Regions from separate parts of the Mus musculus genome. Here regions 1 and 3 are each linked to region 2. A link is a loop called in an ENCODE intact Hi-C map of the cell type or tissue named here. Cell type or tissue: heart. All regions are shown on one strand.

What was found. Peaks named below come from ENCODE experiments on the same cell type or tissue, not always from the same donor. Only the 100,000 strongest peaks of a DNase experiment are listed, where the experiment ranks them.
Region 1: a loop joins it to region 2, with 4 times the contacts of the local background. A loop is called at or near these places in 4 of 42 quality-filtered maps.
Region 3: a loop joins it to region 2, with 2.5 times the contacts of the local background. A loop is called at or near these places in 3 of 42 quality-filtered maps.

The regions. Positions count from the first base shown.
Region 1 is chr4:29,288,845-29,296,844 of GRCm38, reverse strand. No RefSeq gene overlaps it. Among named protein-coding and RNA genes, the nearest start is that of Gm52716, 200 kb to the right of the region's middle. In heart, a CTCF peak has its summit at 4,950 (motif pointing right); no DNase peak of the experiment used is centred here.
Region 2 is chr4:28,811,678-28,819,677 of GRCm38, reverse strand. Epha7 (Eph receptor A7) reads right to left here and starts at 6,547. Exons shown (of 17, transcript NM_010141.4): 1 at 6,198-6,547; 2 at 2,169-2,233. The coding sequence starts at 6,294. In heart, a CTCF peak has its summit at 4,684; DNase peaks (open chromatin) are centred at 4,237, 4,687, 5,917, 6,667 and 1 weaker place; H3K4me3 peaks cover 4,638 bases; H3K27ac peaks cover 4,257 bases.
Region 3 is chr4:29,114,567-29,122,566 of GRCm38, reverse strand. No RefSeq gene overlaps it. Among named protein-coding and RNA genes, the nearest start is that of Gm52716, 26 kb to the right of the region's middle. In heart, no CTCF peak of the experiment used is centred here; a DNase peak (open chromatin) is centred at 4,466; H3K27ac peaks cover 2,012 bases.

The DNA.
Region 1 (8,000 bases), 480 kb before region 2:
TTGAGAATACGGACCCCCCCCCCCCTTGTACCATCCCATCATGGCACATGAAGTCTCTCCAGAACTAAGCACATCATCTCCTACTGAGTTCAGAAAAGGAAACCCAATTAGGATAATGGCATCCACAGACACTCAACAGATTCAGGGACAGCCCTTGCTGCAGTTGTTTGGAATACCTGCATGAATACCAAGCTGCTCATCTGCTATACCTGTGCTAGGGATCTAGGTCCAGCCCGTGCTCACTGATTACTGGTTAGTGGTTCAGTTTCTGGGAGCCCTCAAGAATCCAGGTTAGATGATTCTATTGGTTTTCCTGTAGAGTCTCTATCTTCTTTGTATCTCTGAATTATTCCTCCTACTTTTCCTCAGGACTCCTGGAGATCTGTCTAATGTTAAGTTATGGGTTGCTGCATCAGTTTTAACTGGCTGCCGGGTAGAACCTCTTAGAGGACAGTTATGCTAGGTTTGAGTCTGCTAGTATAACAGAGTATCATCAATAGTGTCAGGGATCGGTTCTTGCCCATGGGAAGGATCTCAATTTGGGCCAGTCATAGTTAGCCATTCCCTTTATCTCTGCTCTATCTTCGTCCCTGAAAACCTGTTGGTAGGACACATTTTGAGCCAAAGGTTTTATGGGTGTATTGCTGTAGTTATTCCTCTACTGAGAGTCTTGCCTGGCTACTGGAGGTGTCTACTTCGGGCTCTGTTTCCCCCATTTGTAGGAGTCTCAGCTAGTCATGCCTATAGACTCCCTGACAATCTCCCAACCCCACTCTACCTCCAGTCCCAGGTGTCTGACATGTCCTAGAGATACCTTCCTGCCTACTACAGGTTTCCATTCTCTTTCCCCTGCTATTCCTAAACCTGATTTCCCCTCACTTTATTCCATACCCATTTCCTCTCCCACCCAGTTCCCTCCCTCCATCTGCCTCCAATGTCTATTTTCCCTACTGAGACAGATTCAATTATCCATTATAACCAGAGTACAATTAAAGTCTTATAAAGGCACTAGCTAGATGATGGAGAAATTAAGTTGGTATATTTCTGTAGTGGTTACGGTTATTGTTGCTATGATGAAGCACCGTGACCAACAACAACATAGACAGGGAAGGGTTTGTTTGGCTTATATACATATCTTCAACTGAAGTCCATTGAGGAAGCCAAAGACAGAAACTCAAATGAAGCAGGAACCTGGAGACAAGGGCAGTTTCAGAGGTTATGGATGGGTTCTGCTTACAACTGATCGTTATTGCTTGTTTAGCCTGATTTCTTTTAGACTCGAGACTACCAAATCATGATCACCCAAAATGGGATTGCCCCCCTCCTTTGTCAATCACTAATAAAATTACCTATAGTCTTGTCTGCTTAGAGGTCAGTCTTATGGAGGCTTTTTTCTCTATTGATGATCTCTCCTCTCAGTTGACTCTACCTTGTGTCGAGTAGACATAAAGCTGGTCAGCACAATTGTGAATCATTTTCTATGTTTCAACTACTAGAGAAACTGATCTTTGTAATAAGATTAAATCAGCTCTTAAATTCCTGTTATTTTCTCCGTCATCATCTCTCTCATTCGATAATCCTGAATGGTGGGCTATTTAATGTATTTAATGTAGGCAACAGAAGCATCTTTTGACTATTTATATGTGCATGTATAACATGAGGAATGAATAGATTAGAGAGGAGAGCATTTGCAGAACTCTGAGTAACCTCTAAAAGTCAGAGACATGTGGATGTATATTAACTGAATTTCATGAACAGTTTAATTACTAAGCCTAATTTATATTTCAAAGCATTATTGCAAGTCTATAAATTACTTATATGGCTTAGACAAATTACTTGCTTTCATTCTTATATTTAAAAGCATTTTGTATTAACTAGTATCTTGAAAAATATAGTTATGAATATGTTCTCAAGGTAAGAAAGAAATTATAGCTGGAATGAAAAATCAATTTGTTGAATCTATAATTTTCGGGTTATAAAATATTTTCACTTTGAGAAATACTAGCATTAACTGCCCCTATTTATTTCTTAATTTGAAAATATTTGACATACCAATATATGTGCCCCTCAGCCCCATGACTGCACACCAATCTCTTAAGGATCCTTTTGGAAAAACTACTAGATGTAGTAAATATATAGAAAATAGTAAACCAAGTATATTGTACTTTTCACAAGGTAATCTTACAAAGACAATTTTAAGTAAAACCAGTTTTGTTGAATTAATGAGTAATGCACTACCAAGAACCTATAGAATCCCACCATTGTTCTGGGAATGGGTATATAACTCATCAAGACTGCAGAAGAAACTTCACATATTTTTTATATGAATAAGTGGAATAATTTCACATATTCTAAAGTAAGCACATTTGGTTCTCTTTTAGGTGATGCTTAGCAGTGTCATCAGTGAAAACATAGGTCAACTGGGTCCCATCATCCTAGGTCCTGAAGGAAAGAAAATACATTAAGTTAATCAACATAGATTCCCAGGAAGGATACATGAGATTATAGTTAACTACCTTACAAAGATAGGCAGGATTCATTCTGTGCAATAGACTCAAGATGACTGTTGGGACTGAAACAATATATAGTCCAAGTAGCTAATGGCTGGATAATTTTTTTTTTAATTTAGAGTTTATAATTTTTCTCTTCTGTTAAAAGTCAAAGAGAAACACTAAAAGAAAGCAAACATTATTACACAATTTCACTGGGGTGGGACATAGAAAAAAGTGGGTAATAAATGTGTCATACCACAGTTTTTCAAGCCTCTGCACGTGTTAGACTAAGGAAATGAGAGGATAAATCTCAGCTGCAGCCATACTGACTCTTCTGTGGTCACCACTAAATGTCTAACAAGCATGAGGAAGAGGATGTATAATAAAAAGACAAATGAGTGTATACAGACAGCTACTAATAATGTGCTGACCATAGTGGGGATGTTCTTGTAACTGTGCAACTGAAACTCACACTCCATGCTTCAGTTAAGGCCCCACTATACAATGGATGTGGAAAGTTGTGAAATGATAATGAAAAAAGATTGACTCTGCACTCAATAATCACAGGATGCAAAAATATAATAAGGCCGTAGACTAATGGCTCAGTGCATAGGCTTCAATAATCAGTATGCATAGCTTTGATAATCAAAGGTGATATGAGAACCTTTCCTGTGCAGAAACACATGTTTACAGAGATATTGAGTTGGCATACCATCTGACATGGTTCAGTGTCTTTGGAAAGGAGAGAATCATGGTTGAGAAAATGCCCATAACATCTGGGTGTTGGCAAGCCTGTTCAGCACTTTCTTAATTAGTGGGAGGACCCAGCCCATTGGGGGTGGTGCCTATTCCTGGGCTGGTGGTCCTGGGCCTTGAAGGGCAAACTATGAATCTGCACTGTCCCATGGCTTCTGCATTATCGCATGCCTCTAGGTTCCCACTTTGTTTGAGCTCCTGTCTCAACTTTCTTTCTTTTGGCCAAGGTGGTTCATCACAGCAATATTAACCCTAACTAGGATAGATTTCTATACAGTTATTAAAGTTTGGAAGGTACCTGTCTCCAATGCATATCCACAGGTCTGTTTGGTCATTGATTGCTGGTCACAGCCATGGACTGTCTTCCTCATATTAATCATGATATCTCTTTTCAGGACTGCCTGACAGTCTGAGGGAAGTCTTACTATCTTACTCTGCTGGGGCATAGTGTCTTTTAAACCTTAATTTTTTGAAACCTATTGGTTAAATGTTAAAAATAATGCCTTACATTGCTTTAAGATTAAGTTGGGAATCTCAGAGTTAAGGGACTTTACTATGGGTGGATACAGGCAGTAGTGAGATATAACAGGAGTCTGGGGATCCAGGCATATCTATATAGTTGGTGTGGAAACTGTCAGTTTGTTGCTTGAGGCTGACTGTAGTACTCAGTTCCATGTCAAACGGGACTCTTTCTAGTATTAATCAGTTATAACATGTGGCTTCACCCAGAAGAAGACAATTCTTGTAGTGCCTTGTAGTCTTAGAATTAAAGTAATCAATTGTGATCTGTGAGTTATGTACAATGATCTCCATGCAACATGGGGAAAGGGTTTCTCAGGTTATGAGCGTCAAGTGGGAAGGTCACCAGGAACTATCTTGTAGGCTGGATTCTACAAGTGGCTCTTAGCACAATCTAACTCTTAATCAGTTATCAATATTGGATTAACTGCTTCAATTTCCTTCACATGTAAAATAAGGAGATTCTATAAGGAAAATACTCAGGTACCTTCTGGTTTGTACACAGGGGAACTAGATGATCACATTATCTTAATCTCAATAAACAGCAATTATGTGATTATTAGAAGGGAATCCCAGATTCAATCAAAGCTGGTGAAAAGTTGATCTTTTTCTACTGGGGAAACTTGATAATTTTACCTTGCTATGAATTATAATAGTTACTCATGAAAATACTGCTAGTCCTAAATATATTGTACTTTGTAAATCTGGAGAATATTAGTAACTTAATCATTCTTAGATTATGTTTTAGGATTTTAACATTAAAACCTAGTGTGCTTGAAGAACTCCCCAGCTTTTAACTACCCTTCTACATAGGCCAGCATAGTTTTCTGGAATACTTTTTAGACCATCTTTGGGTATGTTGTCATTGGGAAGCAGTAGTTCATGAACGATTGCCTTAAGGACTTTTAGGAGGATTGCAAATTATTGAAGTGGAAAATCTTTATAGGAGATCAAAATATATCCTAATACCAACCCTGCGGTCTTGTGGCGAATAGTCAAGCATGGCTGCATAAAATAGATTGAATAAAACCAGCAGCATTCGAAATCCCTGCTTCCCAGAATTGGTGATGGATGACGCCAGCCAGATGCCATCAACACCAACTTAACCAGTCATTTCATCATGAAAGTTTCAAGCTTTGGTAAACTTCTCAGCAACCTTACCTTATTATTGTCAGAGCAGAGATCTCTGCTGTCAGCAGATGTCACCATGGATTAATAATTGCATGGTTGACACCTAGAGAATGGAACATTCCTGTTCACTGGGAGACAGTATCACTTGACTACGTGCTGTGTATATAAATCTCAGGTGAGATCTTCTCTTTTATGCAAATGAGTTTAAAATCAGCCATTGCATATTATTCAATTAAAATTTACAGATATTTCATCATTTAAGATCTAACCTACATAGGCAAATATAATCTGACAGATTGCAATGTTAAATAATAATTATTTGAAACAGTTTTCACAATTCTATTAAAAAGTTTCTCAGATTTTACAATTAAAAATATGACTAGAAGTACACTATCTTTCTGTTTGGTATTTCCAGCTACAAGGCCTTTATCCCACACTCCTCCATTTCTTCTTCTCTTTTTGCTCTCACATCCTTTCTCCCCAATCAACACATTGCTCTGGATTTTGGCTTTCACTATTGTTAGGCCAATAAAGAAACAGAACAGGGAGTACAAAGAAAGAGACTGAGTTTGAGATATGTTCTTTTTTATTATATAGTTGCTAGATGATATTCAGCAGGTTAAAGTCAGTTATGCAGACCAGTCTCTTCCTTCATACTTAAGGGTCTCATATGGAAAGGACTCTATAGTGTTGCACTATTCTGGGGATCACTTTAAATGTGAAGATCACACCTTTGCAGGACAGATGGGATTCACAGCATCTATAAGGCCCTGAGCTCAATCCAAATAGAACAAAAAATTTATTGTGAGACTCTTTCTAAATGATTATTTTGTTAGATTCCATTTGCATGATCAGAACTTGAACATTTCAGCCAGTTTCTCTGTCCCCTCTGAGAATTCTCAGCTCCTTAAATTATCTTCCCCTTATGTGCACTTTATCACCAGGAAATTTGTCTTTTCTTTCCCAGCGAAGATCATACCTAATTTCAGATGATAAAAACAATTTCTCTCCCCCCCTTCACACACACACACACACACACACGAGAGAGAGAGAGAGAGAGAGAGAGAGAGAGACACAGACAGACAGACAGAGAGAGAGAGAGAGAGAGAGACAGAGACAGAGAGAGAGAGAGATGCACACATATGTGTGCAAACATATATTGAGCCCAGTTCACAGTAATTGACCTGAGTGATACTGTTTACCCACTGGACAGTCGTTTTGTGTTGACTTTGTGCTCTACTTGGCTGTGGAGTACATAGGAGCCAAAAGCAGCACAGCAGGGGAAACTACGAGTAAATATACACTCAACAAAATAACTAATCAAGATGTAATTCTGCCAGAGTAAAATTCTTCCATGCAATCCTGATGTAAATTTCAAAGACTGTAGAAACTAACACTTGGGCAATGAAGAAAAGATCAACACTATGAGAGCCAGGGGAGTTCTGAGAATGTAAATGGACAGGAGACCTCTTCATACTGGAAGTAAAAAAAAAAATGTGTTTTCTTTTCTAAACAAGATAGTTGATCTCTGGTTATATTCAGGGGAAAAACCTAAAGAATTATAGCCAAGAATGGTTTGAAATAATTAATAATATTTTAATTTAAATTACCTTTAGAAAGTATTATTGATCAAAGTGGGAATAACTATGCCATTAAAATGGAAAATGTTTATAAGAAAATCAACTTTAAATTCTGTAAAACAGACACAGAGGAAGATAATCCAGTTTTATTTGAGCATATTTACTGAGTATACAAATCATCAGTGCTTCCAGAAAATAAGATATATTTGTATTCAATGAGTGTGTTAGAATTTCACATTTATGTGGATTCTGGACCAATAATCATATTTTAATATAAAATAATAGATTCTTATGGATTGAAAATGGATTGATAACAATTGTGCAAACCCATATGTCAGAACCAAAGAGTTTACTGTTTCTTTGTAGTTCTGTTGTTAGTCTTATTAAAGTAGTGAATAACATTTTTAGGTTTTCTATACAGACTAATGGGTAAGAATCAGTATGTTCATAATTTGCTGCCACTCTCCTGCCAAAAAAGTGAGGCTATCTCTCCTTGCTCTTTGAATCTGCGCCAGTGTTGACTAAGGCAAGGCAGAAGTGACATTAGGTGTTCCACAGCCTTGGTTTTGAGAAGGTTTATAGTTTTTTTTTGTTGTTGTTGTTGTTTTTGTTTTTGTTCTTTTTTTCTTAATGCTGACCTATGACAAGGGTCAGAAGCACAAAAAGTGAAGCTGAGGCATCTCAACCGTTCCAGGGTGAGCTACAAACATGGAAAGCCATTTGGAACTAGCTGATTTTCACCTAACCTGAGAATGTGCTGTAGACACAGGAGTGAGCAGATAGCATGTCCCTGACAAGGACAGGCCATCCCCATTGAACCTTGTTCAGACTGTCAACCATGATCTTAGAAGCAAGGAAATTGTTTGAAGTAGACAAACAATTGGGTGTGCTGTGTTCTATTGTATCAGACAACTAATAAAGGAAACCATTAAACAACACGCAGAAATATCTCTTCCTGAATCATTTCAACTTTATTTCCCAGCATTTGTCATATACTGTCATGATTAAAAACTTTCATGGGTTTTCTTTTAATCCGTACACACAATTTCCCAATTGTGACCTTTGAACTGTATATCCACTTACTGTGTTGACTTCTTGAACTCAGAGGTTATGTTTGCCAGTTGATGTCTAAGCTACATGAGGATACATAAGCTTATTTTACCATATTTAAGTGTCAAACTACCCTAAAGGTCATGGCCTTTCTTGAATTTTTGAGAGCTGCTTCAATATTTAGTGATTTGTGTATCCAGGTTTCCACTATTTGGAGCAAATCGTTAGTCAATACACAGGATCCCTTTCAAGCTGGGTTCAGAGAAAATACAATTCACCTCAGGATTTGGCAAGCTGTTGATGGCCAGGGAAAACTAAGAGTCCTGCCAGATCCACTCGGCTTTAACCAAGTCAACTGACAGTCATTCTCAGTGGGTTCTAACAAGATACTACCTCATAGAAAACAGCACAAAAAAATAGATGTACAAATTTGGAGGAACATTTGAATCAAACAAGCAAAGATAAAGTGTAG
Region 2 (8,000 bases):
TGTTTCCAAAGGCCCTCAAACAGCCAAGAATTGATTCTCATACTATGCTTCTTGACACACATTTTTTTCACTACATAACACTGTGCATATTTTCCATTTATTTCTTGAATTATCTACTTACAGTCTATTTGTATGTAACTAAGAAAAATATCTCAAATCCTCCACTGATAGATATATTTCTGTCTCCTAAGCCAATTGACATTATTAAAAGAGGGAGAAAACAGTTATGACATCTACCAAAAAGCCAAAGCACCAACGTTTAATGTGCTCTTAGGACCGTGCTTCAGCTTACAGAAATCAAGGCTGATCATTCGAAGGGCTAATCTCAAGTATTCACTCATTTAATAACTATATAACTGTATCATTACAGGTATGAGAAATCAATGTTGTTGCCCATGAAATAGTGTATTTTCATGAAAGCCAGAAAAGTCAGGTCTCACTATTTGATATTTAGGTCATTGTTTCATTACACAGTTTTTGAGAGTGAATGTATTTCATGAATGACATAAATTGGAATGGGTGTCTCAATTTACAATGCTCTTTATAAATATTATATGATATTTTTATAAAATTATAAAAATATTTTCTCATTGCTCAGCAACAATATTGCTTTATGTAAGAACATGTGAACAAATCTGTCATATAATGAAAATCCTTGGGTTCATATTTTCTTGCACATATTATTGATTCTTACACACACACACACACACACACATGGTTAAAGTTTAACTCAAGATTCTCTGGACTGATAAACTGCTCATTTGAGCCCAAGATAACACTGACAGTCATAATTTATCATGTTGTAGGTTACATGGATGAAGTACTGCAATCATTTATCAGTTTACTTCTCAGAGATAAAACCATCTTCTGAATCTATTTACTTTAATTGATGGATTGTAGAAAATGGGCTGCATCTGTCACTGGCAAGAAAGGTATTTATTTATTTTAACCATGAACGTCTTTCTACAATGTATATTTTCTAGTGGAAATATTTTACATCCAAGGAAGTACCTCAATAGATTTAGAGGTCTTTTAGTTCATTAGACTTTTAGACTACATTGGTAAATTATCTGTCACTTTACCATAATTTCTGGTGGCCAACACAGATAATCACTATATAATCCCAGAGAAAATCTCTCAGAGTTCAATGTAACAGAAACTCTGAATATTTTCAGCATGCTTAAAATTTCTCATTCTATTAAATGGGAAGTTTTCTCAGTGACTTTTTAGTTAATGCTATACTGATTCTATAATTTTGTTTTTGTACTTTTGTTCTTATGGTAAAATCAGTCGAAAGTGTTTTTTTCTTCATCCATATTTACTGCACCTTTAGCCCCAGATTTCCACATGTGTTAAAGATAAACTTAGGTAGCAAGGGAGGTTCTTTCTCACAGTCTACTGGCTTCATCAGAATTGAAGAATTTGTTCTAGCTCATCATCAGAAACTACTCATAAAGATGATGTTGAACTAAACTTAAGAAATATATCTATCTGAATATATTAAAAATTGTTTTAAAAACTAAGATTCTTCTTAGATTTAGACAGACTTATTTAATGTTAAGTCCCATTCGTTCCAGCTGAATTTTGCTGTAATATGGATGTATTTCAGCCATCATTTTTGATTAATAACAGCAGATAGTAAGATAACAACACAAATTTTAAGAAGCTAACATTTTATGGCAAATCTTACGTCTCAATATTCTTTTACAGTTTTTGTTACCCTCTGGAGTCTACTGTGGACAATGTTAAAACTATTTTTAGAAGATGAAAACAAGTTTCATACTGTTTTAAAGAATTACAGAGGTTCTACCTGGTGATCATTACCCAGAAGCATAAGGCAACTGTAGAGGCTTAAGTGAGTTAGCGAAAAGAATGTTCCCTGCAATTAGTAAGCATTTATAACCTGAACAAACAGGCATGATTGATACGACTCCCAGAAAGAACTCAAAGACTCTGGGCTTGATTTATTTTATTTTCTCCTTTCTCAAAGTTCAAAGTATACTTTCTATACTTTGAGAATCTAATATCTCATGAGAAAACAAAACATTAAACAATAATGTTAAGTTTTAAGCATTTTTAATGTATGGACATGAATAGTTCCCTCAGAGGGAAGCTTTCCTGTCTTTCTCTGACCAGCTACGATCATACTGTATGAGGTCTGTACCTACCCCACTGGGTGGAGAGGAAATCCATTCCAATTCTGTTTGTTGTGCTTTCGAGTCCAGTAATAGTACTGAAAAAGAGAAGTTTTATTTTCAATGTTACAAAAAAAATTAAGCACATCTCTAAACATTTTAGGATAAATCTATTTTTTATATAAAATTGCTACTTGATGACTTAAGACTTATATAAATGCATCAAGCAGTGAAGAGCCACAAAATACAAGCATAGGAAACTTTCTAGAGGGGGAAACATATTAAATTATACATGCACTTGTTTATACCTTCAATTAAAGTATAAAAAATATATTCCCAGTGAAACTAACATAAAAATGAGTTTAGAAAGCTAAGCTCAGGTACAATGGTTGTGCAGTAATAACATACAAGATCTTTGGAAGTCAGGGAGTTCACTACATTTAAAGACACGAACCTACTAAGATATCATCCCCACACTACTATTCAGCCTGGCTCCACTTTTCAATATTCTACCAGCGATACTTCCTATCGTCTCTTGACAACTGGGGTTTAATATTTAAAGGGGAAAACCCTCATAGCACCTTGCCTTCTATCAATATGAATATAGAAATGTTAAATCTATGTTAAACAATGCTACCATGAGGAACAAGTCTCTGTTATCTACAAGCTGTGCTTTTAAACAAGACAACCATCAGCTTTCAAATATATATATATTTGAAATTATATATATATATATATGTATATATATATATATATAATTTTAAATTGGACATTTTTCAACATACTAGCTATTCTCTAGATGGGTTAAGCTCCCAGCTGACTTTTACAAGGAGTTGTATTCCATCTTTAGACTACCAAAAACATAATTAATATTTATGAAAATTGTGATTAAAGTATTATTTGTATTAATGGAATAATTCATTAGAATGTTACCTGTTATAACACATTATGCTTTCAGTTGGTCATGATGTTACTCTAAGATAATTATTCTTATAAAATACTTACTGACCGAATTGATTTTAGAGCTACATAGCTTTGGTGTTTTAAAACAATATTCCTGACTGTCAGCATTTTCACAAATAATCTATTGGTCCAGAAATCATCGTGAATATTCTTTACATATGCTTAATGTCACCTCCAGGAAATTGTTCAAATTTTGACTTGAAAATATGTACTCAGATAAACTTCTTAATATTGAAACATATTCAGACTCCAATTTTAAAAGGTTTATGCTTTGAAAGGTAAAGAAGACGGGTGTTGAGAGACAAAAGAAGAGTAGATGATGCGCTCAGTTCCTTCTCCAGGAGTCAAAGTTATCCCCAGTAAATGGAAACAGATAGATACAAAAACAGGAGTCTGGTTTTAGTGTAGTGCATTTAAGATTGTCGGGGGGGTGGGGGAGAGGGATCGACTCCCTTTCAATTAAAAATACAAGTCACTTATAAATTTTCAATTTGTGTTCTAACTTGGAACACCAGTAAGTCGTTGGATTAGTGTATTCAGAAGAGCAATTGAGAAAGGATAGTTTCACAATACCTTGAGAAGGGATGAAGCCCAAGGAAACAAATTCAAGTCACAGAACTCTCTTTTGGAATTTATTGTGGGGGATGGGGAGCTTTTATATTGACAACAACCAGTGGATTTTAAACCTACATGACCTTTTGGGGTTAGTCTTAAGAATGAAATGAACCCTGAGATTATCCTCTCCTGCTATGCCTTTCCCCTCGGCTACCTGCTGGCCGGCAACTTAGCAAAGAAACCGGCAAATCAAGAGGAAGTAGAAGGTGGCCACCGAGCTGGCGAGGCTTTCGGAAGCTCTGGAGTGCTGAATGCAATCGCCCCGTGACCGTCTTCCCTCTGGACTGCCGTACCGAGTCAGCCTCACTGCGCGCCCCGGAGAAGGCACAGGGCAGCTGGCCGCTACCGGGAGTCCAGAGCCGCGGCTCTGCGGTGAGCCTGGAGGCTCCAGCGCTGCCCGAGCATCAGGGCGGGGCGGGGCGGGGCGGGGCAGCCAGACGGCTGCGCCCGCCAACCTAGCGTCCATTACACTTCCAGACCTGGGACTCCAGGGAGCGGGTGGCGCCCAGCCTGGGCAGGAGTCGCGAGGAACAGACGGGCTTTCGGGAAGCGCCTCCTCTGAGGGCGCGGCGGCGGTTGTACTGTCGGGATGGAGAGCAGCGGCCGCAATTAGCCTCAGCGTTCCCGGGCCACTCCTGCCGCGCTAGGGAACCGGGAAAGGGGACCCGGGAGGTTGGTCGCCACCCCAGCTGCCCTAGAGGCCGCGCACCTGCTCGCGGCGCTGCTGGCCAAGCTCCTTGGGTGCCGTGATGCCCCGGGCCACCTCCGGGTAGCAGCGCTCAGGGAACGCCACCGCCTGATTGCGCGCCGGAGCGCCCCGAGCGTCGCCACCGAGAAGTCGGGCGCGTTCCCTACCACCTGCCTCTTAAACATCTTGTCTGCATCTAAAGAACTCAGGCTCCGAGAATCAGAACCCTCTCCACGTAGCACCGGAGGAGGAGAGCAAGAGAGGCCTGCTGGCTGCAGGCACCTCTCCCCCTAGTGATGCAGTTATTTATAGCTCAAACTCCTGCTGGAGTCTGCCAGAGCTCGCGCGCGCCGCTTCGCCGTGCGGGGCAAACTTTTCCTTAGATCCCGCTATTCCGGAGGAATCGGGACAAGGTGGCAGGGTGTCGGTTTCTGGTCACCAAAGTCAAGAGGCTTGAAATGTATGTTTGATGTGTGTGTGTGTGTGTGTGTGTGTGTGTGTGTGTGTGTGTGTATGTGTGTGTGTAGCAGATGCTGGTCCACCTGCAGACATAACCATCAGCTCAGAGGCACGTTTTTCTCTCAATGGATTCAGCGTCAACACAGACTGCAGATGTGCAAAGTGGGGCCAGAAGGTCAGGCTGTTCCAAAGTAGGGTACTGTACCGGGTTGGGGATGTTGAGTTAACGAAGAAGGGTGGACGAAGAGAATAAAGAAAAGCCGCGTGAAATCTTAAGTTTTAGGAATAAAAGAATCGAGGACCAGTATGCCCCCTCCCTTTAGTACTGCTATGACCTAAATCTAACAGATCTCTCGCCCTCCACACCCCCGAACAGGCTTCTAAAGTATCCAAGAAATCAACCTTAGAAACGCAAGCTTGTCAGATGAGGTACCGGTATTGTGACACTGCTTAGCAGCAAGACACTTCCTTTGACAGGATTTATTTTTCCCCAGCTCCAACTACAGGCACCAAAAGGTATTTTACCTTTTGCCAATGGTTCAAAGGAGACGCAGGGAAAAATACCCACGTACAGGCGTATCCTGTGGTCAAAAGAAGCCTCCCCTCGCGTACCAGAACTCGTCCCCAGAGGCCAGGACTGGCTACTTGGACTCCCGGAGTACCGGACCTGGGCCAAGTGACGGGAGACTTCTCACTCGGTGGCCTCTCCGTGCAAACTGCCGGCTGCGGCCAGTCCTCCCGGCGGCGGGTCGAGCCCGAGCCCCGCGCGCTGCCTCCCCTCGCGGCCGCATTGTTTCGAGCGGCAGCCGAGCGCCCACCGCAGGCCCGCGCCGCTGCCGCCGCCGCCGCCGCCGCCGCCGCAGTGAGCGAGTCGGCGGGAGCCCGAGCGCTCGCAGCCACGGAAGTCTCGGCTCCTCCGGGGAGGCTGGGGGCGACGCGGAGCTCCACTCCCCAGGTTTCGAACCAACTCTCACTGTGGCGTCCACGGCAGGCCGACCGCAAGAGAAGGAGCAAACGCGGCGGTTGGAGCTGAAGACCCGAGATGCCGGATGCAAAGGAGCTCGCTCGCCCTTCAGCCTCGCCACCATGGCCCCCCGAGCTGCCCGGCTGCAGAGCGCGCGCCAGTCCCCGGCCACCCCTTGGAGCTCCGGGGCCCCGACTAGTCCCGGCCGGTCGCCTCTGGTCGATTGGAACTGAGGGCGGGGAGGGGGCGGGGGGTCGAGGGAGGGTCGCCCGGCGCCGGAGGCGCGGCGGCCAGCGCCGCGGACCCGTCGGCTCGTGCAGGTAGACAGCGAAATAAATAAGTCAGAACAAACTTTGCTTTCCTCTGGCCTTACCTTCCTTCGCAGCCTGCGCCTCCCCCGTGTGTGCAAAGCCAAGCAGCCAGATGTAACACAAAATAATCCACGAAGGGAACCGAGTTTGAACAACCATGGTGCATGAGCAGGTTTGATTTTTTTAGGCTGCAGTTGGGTCGCAGCTCTTTAGATGCTGTTTGCTCCGAAGTGGGTTATTATTGTTGTTATTATTGCGCTCCTCGCATCGATCCCCTTCTGGGTCCCAGGCCGTCTGCTCCACGCTTAGCTGTTTGATTTCTCTCTCCCCCCTCCGGTTCGTTCGCACCGTGTTTGCTGCCTGCAAGTCTCCGACTGCAGACCGGCCGCTTGCTCCACACTCCAATAATATCAATTAGGGGGGAGGAGGCGGGGCTACGAACCCAGAGCCTCCGCCACTCCGACTGAGTGGCAGCCGCAGCCCGCCTGCTAGGCGGCGATTCCCACGGCCGGGGGGCGGGTCCCTACGAAGTGGCCGCCTCTACCTTGGAGGCGGGGTCCTGAGCAGGAGCCAATCAACGCCGAGCGGAGTCGGGTTGCGAGTCCAGGATTCCCTCCCAGATCGGTTGCCGGGAAAGCGGGGACGAGCCGCGTTAGGCCAGCGGCGTGCAGTCGGGAGCACTTGGCTTTTAGCTACTGCAGCTTCACTGAGCTGAATAAACCCGAGAATAACTCTCCCGTCTTACACTCCTGTATATAGCAGTGCTGCTCAACGTCTTCTAGACGGCATAGGCGAAACAAGCCTTCCCTCAACTACCAATCACCGACCCCGACCCGGACAGTGAAACTGAGCTATGCTTTTAGAACGCCTTTTACTTTTTTGTTAGCAGCCTCAGCAGGTCGGATAACTTTGGTTTTCTGCCTTTTTTCTTTCTTTCTTTTCTTTTCCTCTCTTTTGTTTTCAAAAGTTTGAACTTCTGTTCTGTAACTCGAGAGGCATGTTTAACTACTACTCCCCTATCTCTGGAAAAATAAAATTAATCAAAAGTGCCCCCCGCCCCCCAAAAGAAAACCTTTCAATGTTTGCCTGAGTTCACAACAACCTATGACAAAAGAAACAGGGAAAGTGGGGCTGGAGAAAGGAAGTCTTTTGTTTTATGCTCGCCTCTTCTCTCCTTCTATCTTCAGTTTCTTCTCAGGCAAAATAGGACCTTAGAAAACGTTTCTTGTCGTTTTTACTTACATGCTTCTCATTTTCTGGGGTCTTTCATAGGTTGCTCTACTTGAATTGTTTCCCATTTCGCTGTGTAAATAACATTCAGTTCTAAAGAAAGCCGCCAGGTACTAAATTCACATAGCCATTCCTTCTACTTGGGCAAACATTTACTATTTTCTGTAGTTAGTCCATAATTATTCTGTAATTATCTTTCTAAAAAAAGCTAAGACTAAAAATGTAACCAACATTTCCACTTGAATTCACCCAATCCTAGCTACAAGAAAAAAGTGTGTGGAGAAATCTGTTTTCCATTAGGCAGTTTTGCACACTTTGCAAGCAAGAGGTGGTTGACATTGTAAAATGAAAATCTTAAAAATGTAATGGCCAAATCATCTATGTCAAGGGTCACACTGAGTAGATAAGTACGTCATATTTTAAGATGGATTTTCCTTTTATTGTTCTATATTTTTAAAGAAAAGGAAAGAAAAATAAACACTCATTGATGATCAGCCTTTATTTCTGATGGACAAAAAGTTCAACCTCGGACTTCCTGGTTGACCTCTGGAAATGTGTGCTGGTTTCTCTCTGATATGTACAGGAGGGATAGTGTAGATAAAAAGAGATTACAGCCCCCAGATTCTTTTCTATTT
Region 3 (8,000 bases), 300 kb before region 2:
AGTAGTCTCTGATGCCTCTTCTCTTACTATCATTCATTTCTTCTAGAGCTATGTATTGAGCCTCTACTCTGTGATGGGCCCCATTTCTAACATAGAGCCTTAACTAAAGAGATGGGAAACTAAGTAAGTAGTGTTAAGTAGAAAAACTAAGTAAAGAAGAGGTCAGAAATGAGTTATGTACAGTTTTCTATAGTGTGGAGACAAAATGACCAAGCTATAACAGGCAAAGCATGTGAAGCAGTGAAGGCAGGAAGAGAATTGGGTGATGAGGCAGGACCATGATAAGGTAGGATAGGTAAACAAGGATACTGGTATTCCTGGAGCAGCATGATCTGATAGAAAATAACGCCAGGGCCAAAAAGGGGGAGTGGGTGGGTAGGGGATTGGGGGGGTTGGTATGGAGGACTTTTGGGATAGCATTGGAAATATAAACAAGGAAAATACCTAATTAAAAAAAAAGAAAATAATAAAAGATGCAACCAGGAGGAAGATCAGTAGAAAGTTCATCAAGGGTCTTGCTAGAATACTAACTTTATTTTAAATGGGATGGAACATCACTAAAGAATCCAGATAACATAGGTCTCTTTCTGCAGTTGTATTCTAAAGGAACGCTTGATCCACAAAGGAGGTCAATAATGGGGGTCTGAAGACAGTTAAGACACTAAGCTGGCGGTCCATAGTTTTGGAGTGTTTGTGGGATGGTGAGAGATGCTGGCATCTGGCAGTCTACCTACAAGCTTCATCCTGGGAGTTTGTAATCACTGGAGTCAATATGTTCCATTTTGAGAAACTGAACTATTTTCACTTTAGCTTCTTTTATGCGTAACCAAGACAAATCTCCTACGAAAAGCAAGGCAAGTAACAATCAAGAAACAAGTCCTGATATTTCACATGAAAACATTTAAGACACATGAAGCTAGTTGTTCTGCCATTCCTTTTCGGGTTTCTTTGGGGACCAAACATCAAAGAGATGCAGTATGTAGACAGATCATGTTTTTATATTAATTGTTGTTAATGGATCAGAAGCATTGGTGGGCGCCTGTAATTCTAGCAATCTGGAGGTAGAGGGAGGAAGACAGAGCATTCAAGGGCAGCCTGGGCTACATGGTGAGACACAGTATTAATGAGGATAATGTGGCCATCATTGCAAGAGGAAAACAAAACTACTGTTGATGAAATTATGAGAAAATTCCCAATATACCCATGAATCAGCTACTTTTGTTCTCTAGCCAGAATAATTTTATAAAAATCCTCTTAGGAGTTAGGTTTGTTTTCATAGTCAACAAATTTCACCTACCTTTCTTCCTCTGTTAAAAAGACCAAATCTAAAATGGAAGCAAGGTCAGGGGGAAAATACAGTTATAAACTGTCATACTTCGTGTTATCATTGCTGTGATTAAACTCCAGGACCAAACCAACTTGGGAAGGAAAGGACTTATTTAGCTTACACCAATTCAGCAGATAATGAAGCCAAGACTAGTTTTCAAAACAGAAGGAAACTTGGAGGCAAGTGCTGATGCAAAGGCCATGGAGGGGAACTACTTACTGGCTTGCTCCTTATGGCTTGCTCAGGCAGCTTCTTATGAACCCAGGAACACCAGCCAAGGGGATGGGGAATGGCCCACAATGGGCTGGGCCTTCTGCCATCAATCACTAATTTTAAAAAGTCCCTACAGGCTTCTCTGCTTACAACCTGATCTTATGGAAGCATTTTCTTAATTGAGGTTCCTTCTCTGAGATGCTTCCAGATGTGCCAAGCTGACAAAAATAAATAAATAAATAAATAAAATAAAAATAATAAAAATAAAAACACCTAGCCAGCATGCAAACCCAGAGATTCCTCAATATCCTTGAACAATTAGGACATTATTGTATTAATAGGCCAAAAAGACAAAGTTAAAGTTAGATGAGTAATAAATCCTCGGAGCTCTGCATTTCTGTTCTCAGCCACAGTATTGTCGACTGTAGCAGGAAGGACTGTTTTCTGTTAACCAATGGATTGCTTATCTTCAAAATTTAACCAATAAATACATACTGGAAATTCTTGTGATTTTAGCTTTGCCTCCAAATTCAGTGAATTTCATCTCATGTTCTTTCCAATCTGTCAAATGGTTTGCATTTATTTCTAACGGCAACTTCAGTCATCACTAAACAACAACAACAAAAAATCTCTACAATCAAGTATAAAACATTTCTTTGGAAATGTCATCTCATCCTTTGTTGGGCAAAACTTCATTGTTACCTAAAAAAATAAAACAACTCCCCCCCCCCCCCCCAAAGATTGCTTTTAACAGATGAAGATGAATTAAGGGTAAAACCTTTCAGATAGAATCTGACAGAATAAACAGGGCTCCAGAGGAGGGTGACAGCCTCTCAAGGACCCTCCCAGGATTGCAAATGAAGATAAGTCACAGAGTGAAAGAGCAGCATCCTGTGGCTTGGAGACACCAACATTTTCTTCTGAGTTTAATTCTTGGGTAATGCTAAGGATTAAAATGCCAGAAAGAAAATTGTAGGAGCCTAGAGATAGAGAGGGCTCTGGTCTAAGCTGGGAGGCCATGCATTATCTTCTGTGAATAGACTCGCAGCCTAACGCTGCAGGTCTAGTGGGAAAGAGGCTTTGCACACACCACCCATTGTTCAAGCTTTGTTGAGCCAAAATGACTAGAGACTTTCTTTTCAGGCCTTTCAGGGAGGAATGGAAAGAGGAATGCCATTGGTTCCCAGCAGAACATTCCACGTCTTCATCTCCCAGGATCCTTCTCCTTTAAGAGGAATCCGGTCTGTAATAGGTAGGCCCACAAGGCGAGGGAAAATCATGAATACAGTTACTTCTCTCGTGACTCACAAGACAGCATTTCTATTATGAAAATGTTTTATTTGTCACGGTAGAGTTAACAGAGCTGTGGTGACATCTCACAGTCTAGATTGAAAATACTAGAAGACAAGGAAGAGGAAAATTCCCTAGAAGCCATGATACTCTCCAGAGACCTACAACTAATATTTTTCAAGAGCCCAACAAATAGCTATGCGACCAACGATGTCATTTTGTATTAAGGCAAGAATGAAGAAATTACTAAAACTTTCAAGCCCTCATTTCCAACTTCCATCCAACTGGCCCATCTCCCAGCAGGCTAGAAAAGGAGAAATAAACAAACAGATGAGAACTGAACCCTGTATGTATTGTAGACTAGCTATCTGTGGTGGATTAGCACTTTCCTTGCATGCATGATTTTGGCATAGTTTGCCATTTATACGGATATTTATGTATATTCTTTTTTTGTTGTTTTAGAAATGTAAAGTGAATTTAAAAAAAAAAAAGAAAGAAATATGATCATACTGTAATTCAAACTATATTCCAGGGATGCACTCCTCAAAGCTTCAAGATTGTGTCAAACAGCTATTTTACAGCTCTCTGGGTTTCCACTAATCAGCAAAAGTTACTGGCCTTAGAAAAAGCCAAGTTCATTGTCTTGTAAAATACTGTGGGTATTTATATCACAGCGTGATAAATCTGAGGGAGAAAAGAAAGCGGGTAAGAGATTTTTTTTAGATCTATTACACCATTTAACTCAAAGAATGTTTATATGACCCACTGCACAAAGTTTAAATACATGAGGCGGTTTTGATTGTTAACTCCCTGAACTTGCTGGCGGAGCAACGTGAGAGGAGACCTTCCAGAGCAGTGTGCTCCGGTGGTGTTATCTGCTGTGCTGTGCTTTTGTGTCTTGTCAGCTGCTTCAGACATCTGCTCAGCCCCATAAAACCCACACAAAAGCATGGCCATTTTGTTTGTTTAGAGTTGGGGAGCATTAAGTATTATCTGGTTATTAGTTAAGTCTGTTAGATAAGAGAAATTTACTGATAAAGCCAGTTTCCAAGGGAAAGAGCTTGCTAAAGCCACTCAGTGCACTTCCTAAATAGTTTTCCACTTAAAAACTATAGACACACACACACAACTAAAAAAAAAAAAATTTTTTTTTATTTTACTTTAAGTACAGGCCTGATAAAATGAATAAAAGGTACATGCTGGTTTTAAAACATTGCAGTTGGGGTTGTCGCCTCTGCCGGTGCCATACTTACAGAGACACATTCAGCAGTTTCTCTCAGAATTCCTTCCAGACAAGGGAACTAAGTCTGCTTGGGAAGGAGGAGGACGGATGACAATCAGGTACCCCACCCCTAGAACTGGTGAAGAGACAAACTAATCGTGCCACAGTTCAAGAGAAAGTTTTAACACGTAAGGATTCCAGGCTTCTATAAAATACATAGCTAGTTCTTAAAGACTCTAAGGGTATGCTAGCATTTGTCTCTTGCTCCAAGCTCTCCCTCCCTCCGTGTTTTCCTCTCCCATCCTTTCACTGGCCACTCTCCATCTGTTGAGTCCTTGGCTCAGCTATTAACGTTCTGAGGGAAATCGAAGCTTGGCAGAGGTGAGTCCCGACGCAGCCAGGATCCCACCACTGCTAGGCCTGCTTCCAACTCGCTCTCTATTGAGGCAAGTCTAAATTTAGCCTGTTGTTGCTCTTGCTGTTTGTTCAGAAGGGGCTTGCCACCACGGGTCTTGGGCACAGAGCCAGCGTGAGCTAAGGCGTTATTCTCCAGGTGATCAGGAAAGGCACATGGTCATGATTCCCAAATCCAGTGATACAACCCACCATGGCAAGAGATCGTGGTGAGATAGCCTGGAGCTCACAGACTTTAAACGATGGTGCACATGAAAGCCACTGAAATGTTTTAGCCGAGTTCAACTGAAATTATTTTGATTGCTAAAATATATGTTTTTTTTTTAATCTTAAAATGCAAAGTACTCTAGCATAAATTAGTTGTATAAGGACAGGGAGCCTCCTATGATGGACCAAACTGGCACTCTGTGGCCAAATTTATTCCTCTGGTATTGACACATGACCACTGTGTCAGCACTAATGGCCCTCAGTAAGACATGCCTTCTGCATTGGGAATAGAGGACAGAAAATGGGTTATAAATCACTTCCATGGAAAAGAAAAATCTCCACACCCTTGACCAAATTTCTCCTCCAGTTACTAAAATGATGCTTTTTTTTTTCTTTTTAACAAAATTTCTCACTGAAGTTGTATTCCTTTCTTTCTCCATTTCTTCTCTCATTTTGTCATATATAAATGTCAGCCACAGCATTAACCAGAATCTGTTTTTCTGGTCTTTGTCTTTTGTTACGCAAAGGAATAGCAGAAGGAGAGTGATATATGAAGGAATTTTTGTGCTTTTAGCTCACTGTGTTATAAGCTGGAAGTCAGAGATTTGGTGCTGTGTCTGGCAAGGGCCTCATGTTGCATAATGAGGTGGTAGACAGACTTACCTGGCATCAGTACATGGGAAAGTGACAGACAGCGAGCAGGTGTGTGTAAAACAGACAAAACACACAGGCAGCTCTCTTTCTTAGCAACCCGCTCTCCTGGAAAGGAACCGATTTCTGCCCTAGCAGAAATCTTACCACCTCAAAATCTGACCTCATGCTCTAAGAACCATCTCTCCACTTAATCACTTTTCAAAGCTTCTAACTCCCAAATGTGCTCCAACACCAACAAATTTTAACTGACCTTAACATGGACAAACTATTCCAGGATTTTGTCTAGTTAGAATTTGTGCAGGGCTTAGACCTATTGCACCAGTCTCTGTGAGATCATATGTGCTCCGGGCCTTTTGTGTCTGAAAGACTCTGCTTCCTTGGAGTCACCTACCAACTCCGGATATTATAATCCTCCCCCTGCCTCCTCTGTATAGAATGTTGTGCTTTGACGGAAGGGTTTAAAGAAGACATCCCACTTAGGGCTAAGTGCTTCGAAGTTCTCTCAGGTCATGTCTGAAGAATTGACCAGCTATATGGGCTCCATGTTTTCTGTAGCATTTTTGTTTTGTTTTACTTTTTTTTTTGCTCTGTTTTTGTCTTCTTATTTTTTGTTTATTCATTTTGATTGGAATATTTTGGGTTTTGTGTGTGTTTGTATGTGTGTTTGTTTTTAGAGACAGTGAAAAAACATAAGTTTGGGTGAATGGGAAGGTAAGGAGTATCAGGGAAGAGATTGAAAATACGAGCAGACTATATAGTATAAAAATTAATTAAATAGAAGCAAGCAAAAAAAAAATAAAGGTATGAAACCATAGAAACGCTAGTTTATAGCTGCAGTGTAGTATCAGGGTCTACACCGACTGTCAGATTTCTTGCCATGTTCTGGATGTCCCTGTAATGGCCCCACAGCTGTGTGGGGCATAGTTATCCATTCTATTTCAGGTTAAGCTTTTTCAATATGAAATACTTTATTTCTTCCTATAACAGTATTTCTGGCTTCTATCTCTCAAGGCTCTGACATAAGAGGAGCACAGCATCCCAGTGATCCCATAGTCCTCTCTGCTCACACCACATCCTCATCCTAGTTAGTATATAGGCTTAAGATGTCAACTCTCCAAAGACAATTCCTGGCAACATCTAGAGCTCAGTCCTATTTGGTTTGTCATGCTCTACCTTTTCACTTGGGAAAAAAAAACCAAAAACCAAAAAACTAATGTATCAAGATCCAGACTCCAACCCTTTTCTTCAAACTCTCTACTCTCCTTTCAGTCTTGTTTTAGCAAGTCAGATATCTGTCCTTCAAAGTCCAGAAAAAGCCCTCCAAATCACCCATGATACATCTCTGTTTTGCTCAGTCTTTAACTTCCTCTTTTCCTAGCAACAATTCGGTTTTATCTTTAAATTATATTCAGCAATGTTCTTCTCGTTGACATTAGCACCAACCCACCTAGGAAAGGTATCATTTCGCCACCTGAATTAATGGAGTAGTCTTCAGGTATTTCATCAGGATTAGTCCAAACAAAACAATCTGGACCAGATGGCTTGGGGCAGATACGATCAAAACTCTATTAAACACCCACAGTGGTTTCTGCTTTACTTGAAGCCTGATTTCCTAGCAACGATTGAAAGGGGGCTCTTCCACTTTCTCTTTGTCCACACTTTCTACAGGACTCCAAACTCTGTTTTCCCTGAACTCTCCTTAATCCATGTGTGACCATACTGTTTCTATAACCTGGAATGTTTTCCTCCCAGTGAACCACGTGTCTGTGCTTTTGCATGCATTCAGGTCTTTGTTCAGCTTAGCAGGTTGGTTTCTTCAACTTTACACAAACCTAGACATGTCTGCAAACAGGGTACCTCAATTTTCTCCATCACATTGTCCTGTAGGTACACTTCTGGGGGCATTTTCTTGACTAACCTTTGAGATGGAAGTGTCCAGCCTACCTGGGAAGTGTTCCTAGGATGTGCAAGAAACAGGCTGAGTTAGCCATGGGGAGGAAGCCAGTGAGCAGAGTCTGTATTACCTCCATTTCAGTTCCTGTCTCCTGGTACCTGCTTTGGCTTCCCTTATTAATGCTGAAGTGTGTTCAGGATATTTAAGCAAAATAAGCCCTTTCATTCCCAACTTTCTCTTTGTAGTTATATCATTATCACAGTAATAGACAACACTTAAGAATTCTCTGAAACACCATCACATATGTATTTGAAATACACGCACCCCAAAGCACATTCTTACTGTTTTTGCTGTACTTTTTCATTGTTTTAAATAGCATAGAGTTTACCAATATGCTTCCTCATGACAGTCACTTAAACCATGTTTTCCATGAGTGAACAAACCCCCTTTTATTTTATTTTTCACTAGAATTTCACAGCAGAAAATGCTGCCAGACACTTAGTGGGGACTGCTAAATATGTGTTGAAGGACTACTTAAATTCATTACATATAATGAATTCAGAATAGCTCAAAGTGAAAAATTACATGCCTTGACCCAAGGTAGTTACCATGGACAGTGTGGTAAACTGAGAAAGTCAAATATGTATTTGAGAGTATTAGAATATTATTGCTGTTTACTTTCTGATACAAACAATTACATTATACAGATAAATATATTATAATTGAGTGCATCAACATGCAGGGATTACTAATCTGAGCCCCACCTTCTAAGAATCTCT